2 separate regions of the Homo sapiens genome follow, and region 2 is linked to region 1. The links are chromatin loops, found by intact Hi-C in ENCODE. Cell type or tissue: A673. All regions are shown on one strand. Links, peaks and the distances in the headings refer to the core of each region. The heading gives the core; the rest is flanking DNA. Region 1 has its middle 720 kb from the start of BCHE. Region 2 has its middle 350 kb from the start of ZBBX.

Region 1 (2,931 bases), core at 147-2,646:
CTGAAGGAATGATTAAATGCTTGCTTAAGTCAGTGGATTCTGGACCCGAACATTGGCTAGTAACTGATGAAGAGGTCACAAGATTTTATTGGGAAAGCCACCCAAATACTCTTGTTTCTTCTGATTATAATTATTGAACAACATCTTTATTCATTATCTATTTTTCCCTTAGGAAACAATAACAGTAACATGTTCTTCTATTAACTAACTCATCAACTTGTTAATAAAGCTCCCTGTACTATCCCTTTGATCTGGCTGAACTTTACAGCAATGTTACTCCCTGGCTTTAAGAAATAACACCTGGCCTCTATCCCTCTAGCAATCCATAATTTCCTTCACTATTAACAGACAAGCTCTGTGGCTACATCTTCTACCATCATCACCACTAGTCTGTAGAAGAGAGTCACTTTTTAGCTAGACCAGTGTTACTTTTGCCAGTACAATTATTAAGACTTTGGCTAAAGGTGAAGGGCTCTGGGTCTTTCCATGCAATAATGTCCTTTAGCAGTTCCTCTGACCTTACATTATGTAATCATTTTATGAACACACCCCTGAGTCCTTTTATTTCTTTTATCTACCATCTGCCACAGTAACTGAGGTACTTCAACTTTACTTAATATAAGCCATCAGCTTCTCCAAGGTTTTATCTCCAGCTTTATTGAAACATTTTTATTTAATTTACAAATAAAAATTGCATATATTTAAGGCATACAACTTGATATTTTTATATACATATACACTGTGAAATGATTAACGTAGTCTAGCTAATTACTACATCCATCATCTCTCCTTTTCTTTCTTTTTTGTGAGACGAAAACTAAAATCTTTTACCTTAGCAAATTTCAAGTTTATAATACAGTATTAACTATAGCCACATTGTTGTACATTAAATTACCATGAATTATTCATCTTGCATAACTGAAACTTTGTACCTTTTGACCAGTCTCTTTTCATTTCTCCTGCCCCCAATCCATGATAACGAGCATTTTACTCTTTCTATGAGTTTTACTATTTTAGATTTCACATGTAAGTGAAATCAGGCAGTATTTATCCACCTTAAAAAAGAAGAAAATTCTGCCATTTATGAAAACATGGATGAGCCTGGAGGACATTAAACTAAGTGAAATAAACCAGGCACAAAAAGACAAATATGATCTCCGGGTTTTAAAAAGTCACCCCAGCAACTAGTTTGCATAATCCCCTGGGATCCCTGCCAGGGTATTAAATCTTGTGTTCCATAAAAGTGACCCTAAGTCAATGAATTCTTACCTATTTAGTTTACATTCCAGAGCCCTTGAAATAGAGCAGTAGTGTCCAAGTTGTATTGCTGAACCACTGTAAAAACCAGCAAGGTCAGAGCAGCAACCAAGGGGGCTTTTACTGACAGAAGATTGAAGAGTTATTTAATAAAACATGGTGTTGCTAGGAATAAAATCCAGTATCAGGCCTACTCCCTTGGATCCTGTTACATGCTAGCTCATTTTTGCAGCTCTTTAGGGTTGTAATTTTCTTCCTCTTATATCAGACTTTGCATATTACCAGACTGGTTATGATGGGATTTAACTATAATTATCAGCCCAGATTAGCTCCTGAGGGTTCACCTATTAGCTTTGCAGGTGAATATCTCTGCAGAGTTTTCTCAAATAAATATACTAGCTCTTTACAGGGTAGATGGGCTACCTCTGTAGGTTTTGAGGGTTCAGAGGAGTCTGAGAAGGTCTAATGATCTTCTCAGGAAATCCACCCTGATGACTGTTAGTCATTACTTCCCTGTATTAGGTAAAAGATTTTCCTTGGCTGAGAATTGTGTTCTCAGTGGGACAGCTCTATGGCCTCCATATTAGGTTGCATTGTAGTAAAAGGTTGCTCTCTTGGTCAAGATGCATTCATATTAAAGATTCAATATTATTTACCTTAAAAGTTTACATGTACACATAAAAAATACACAGTCACATATTTCAAGGTTCATGAAAAAAATAACTAAGGATTGATGGGCACTGGTGAATTTAAATTTTCAGATTATGTGCCTAAGGAGAAGTTTTCCTTTTTCTCTTCTCCCCACAGAAGACCATGATTTTCCCAGGCATAATTTTAATCTATTTATTGTTTGATAGAAGAAAAAATAGAATTAATGCTACAAGTTTAATGCATCAAAAGAACACCTATGACCAGATTAATAGATTGAATAAAATAGTGTTTTCATTTTTGTAGTTTTTTAAAAAAATTATTTCTCTTTACTTTAGATTCATGGGGTACATGTCCAGGTTTGTTACAAGGGTATGTTGTGTGATGTTGATGTTTGGCCTTCTATTTACCCTGTCACCCAAACAGTGAACATAGGACCCAACACTATATCCAGCTTCTTCAGCCATTGTGCTTCTCCATCCCTTCCCACACTTGGAGTCCTCAGTGTCTACTGTTCCCATCTGTATGTCATGAGAACCTAACATTTAGGTTCTCACTTGTAAGTGAGAACATGTAATATTTGGTTTTCTGTTTAGGTGTTAATTCATTCAGGATAATGTTCTCCAGATGCATCCATGTTGCTGCAAAGAACATGATTTCATTCTTTTCTATGGGTGCATACTATTCCATGGTATATACATACCACATTTTTAAAATTCAAATCCACCATTAACAGACACTTAGGCTGATTCTATGTCTCTGCTCTTGTGAATAGTGCTGTGAAAAAATATACAAATGTAGGTGTCTTTTTAATATAATGGTTTATTATCTTTTGAGTATATATCCAGTAGTGGGATTTTTGAGTTGAAAAGTAGTTATACTTTCAGTTCTTGGAGAAATCACCAAACTGCTTTCCCCTGGGGCTGAACCAAATTACGTTACCACCAACGGTGTATAAGTGTTCCTTTTTCTATGCAGCCTCACCAGCATGTTTTAGTTTTTGACTTTTTAATAGCCATTCTGACT
Region 2 (2,931 bases), core at 166-2,665, 480 kb after region 1:
CAACGTTAAAGAACAGGAAATTGCTTTGTCATTTACTCAATCTGAAATAGGTCCAGTGTCTGGACAGACTCACCCAATCTTATGATTGGGCTCTAATCCCCTCTTAGAACTGTGATCTATTTTAAGTTAAGTAAAGGTGAAGTCCTAAACAAACCCTGGAATAAACCAATTACAAAAGATTACAACGTACATCTACATAACTACCTTAGCCCAGGGGAAAATGTGCAGGCAATTCCTCTTTATCCTAAGATCCTGAAACCACAAACACACATCTACAACTGAGTGCTATCATACTTAACACATATGTAACATGCAATAGTCACTTTGCTATATGAAACCAACATGTCTGGAACTGTTTTATAATACTCCCAGAGAAATATGGGAGAAAAAGTTTGACCTAAATTAATTTGCTAGCAAATCCTTATCATAATGACACGGCTGATAAAGAATCTGGAGTATGAGTATTGAATAAATCAGCCCCGGGGGGAGGAGCGGGTTCTTTAAGAACCAAGAGCAAGTATGCAGCACCGTTTGCAGGTCACCTGTTCCCCCTTTAACCCACAAATCTGGTTCTCCTCTCGTTCTATCTTACTTCAGCCGCAAGGAAAATCAGTCATATCTTTGGTCTTTCCATTCTTAAGCAAAACAAGACCTTTCTGGCACGTTTCGTGAGAATCCCAGATAAAAGTTATATCTGTAAAGTTCTACAGCTTGCCTGAAAGTTCTCAGGACTCTTAAATTTCCCGGTGGGAAGCAGGGAAAAAACCAAGTACAACTTCCCTCCTCAGTCTCTCCCGATAAATGCACCAGTAAGCAAAATTTGATAGAAAATTAAAGACATAATTCTCTATTTGACGTTATATGAATAAAAACAACTGGCATACTATTAGGTTTCTTTTGAATGGTGATTCATTCTAGAATTCAGCCCCAAACTTTTTTGTACTCTCCTCTTTAAACGTTTTCTTTCATAATAAATAGCAGAGACAAAAGTGTTTCTATTGGGAAGTGTGAGAGTAAAGAGATATACAATTAACTAGTGGTCTGCTCAGTTACAGGAAAAATGCCTGAACAGCATTCTGTTATCTTGCAATAATGGGGCCATTTATGTGCATCACATTTTCATTTTCAGTTCTGTGCTAATTTAAATCATTTTCATTTGAATTCCCAATCTTAACTTTTTCCCCTACACATGCCTGGCTAATAAAAATGCTTGATTTATTAATATTGCACTTATTACAATATTAATTGTACTTTATTAATAAAGAGTTACAGCACTTTATTAATAAACTAAATTTCAGCAACTAGATCTAGTAAGGCAATTACAAATACTACGGCCAGCTAGAATAATATTTTAAGTGTTTTAGAAATGTCAGATGAAAACTTGTTAAACCAGACAAGCACCAATGACAGTTAATAGCAGTGTTCTCATGCCCCCTGTTGGTTACTTACTTGAGAATCGCATTGAAGCTAAGTCATTTTGCAACCAGAGAAAAAATGTCCAATGTTTTCACTTGAATCTGGTTTGGATCATAAACTAAAAGGTATTTACACACACACACACACACACACACACACACGAATGTATCCCTCTGGTTTCATGTTTGAATTGAAGCTAAAAAAAAGTGAGATTTAAAGAGAGGGTGAATTTTGCATTGGGTGTGAAAAACTCCCACATCCACTTACACTCACAATTGGTGAGTGCCATCCATGTATTAAGTATTTTCTCATGAGATTTTAACATTTTGGTATAGCGCAAAGAGCATGAACTTTTAAACTACGTAGTCCTGAGTTTGAACCAAGTGAATTTATCTTCCTTATCAATCACATTAAACCATATAAACATGGAAAGTTATTTTTTTATCTTGAAAATGATTTGGGTTATAATTCTTATTACACATTGTTGGTTTGAAGATTAAAAGATAAATAGTTTGTCTGAAAGTGCCTACTAAGTATATGTTAAATGCTAAGTAATTGTTAGTTTTTTTTTTTTTACAACTCTCTGATGTAAACATTATCTATATCTCACTTTTTAGATAGAATAATTGAGGTTCAGGCATATAGAAAAAAGTGGCCAAGCTTTTGCAGCTAGTGAATGATAATGCTGGCATCAAAACCCAGAACATTTTGCCTCTAATGCAAGCATATTTTGTGATATTGTTTATACAACTTTATTATAACTCAGTGTTACAAAATCAGGTCTATATAAGCTACTCTACCTTGATTTACATCTTATAAAATTTAATAAGCAAAATGTGGAAAAAGAAGGAGTGGTCTTATTTAAAAAGTGTCCTGAACAATATTCTAACAAAGATTTGACTTTCGAAAAATAAAATCAGAGTATTCTCAAAATAATCACTGACTATTCTCAAAAATAATGCTAAAATATTAATTATTTGACAACAATTTACTCTCTTTGTGAACATAATATACCATCTCTTTGCATTTTGCTACTACTTCTCCTATTAGAAATACCAGCTTCTAGGAAGTTCTCAAGGGTTTTTATATCTACTCTATAAATGAATGAAAAGTTCTTACAGATTTTCATTACCACGTGGACGTCTATAAGCAGAATTAAATATTAATGTAAGTACAGATGTTTAATTATCAAGTAGAATTGATAATATTCTCAACACAAGACACCTAAAATAATTTTATTTTATACTCAGAAATTAAATGTCATCATTTATTAATTGGTCAGACTTTTTTTTTTTTTGACTCAGTCTCACTCTGTCGCCCAGGCTGGAGTGCAGTGTGGTCAGACTTTTAAAATAATATAATTAGAAATAAATTTGTGTTTTCCACCAGCGCTTTAGGTTGCAAATTATTCAAAATTACTGAATCATGTCCAAATATTCTAATTGTTATAATAATTCTGTTAGAAGAGGAGCCACATATGGGAGTAATTAAATACACACTTGTTTCTATTTTAGG

What was found. A loop is a pair of places that touch in the nucleus more often than their neighbours do. Peaks named below come from ENCODE experiments on the same cell type or tissue, not always from the same donor. Only the 100,000 strongest peaks of a DNase experiment are listed, where the experiment ranks them.
Region 2: it touches region 1 in a loop (4-fold over the local background); 2 of 110 quality-filtered maps call a loop at or near these places.

The regions. Positions count from the first base shown.
Region 1 is chr3:166,552,975-166,555,905 of GRCh38, forward strand. No RefSeq gene overlaps it. Among named protein-coding and RNA genes, the nearest start is that of BCHE, 720 kb to the left of the region's middle. In A673, for the core only: no CTCF peak of the experiment used is centred there; a DNase peak (open chromatin) is centred at 1,217.
Region 2 is chr3:167,031,039-167,033,969 of GRCh38, forward strand. No RefSeq gene overlaps it. Among named protein-coding and RNA genes, the nearest start is that of ZBBX, 350 kb to the right of the region's middle. In A673, for the core only: a CTCF peak has its summit at 1,436 (motif pointing left); a DNase peak (open chromatin) is centred at 1,433.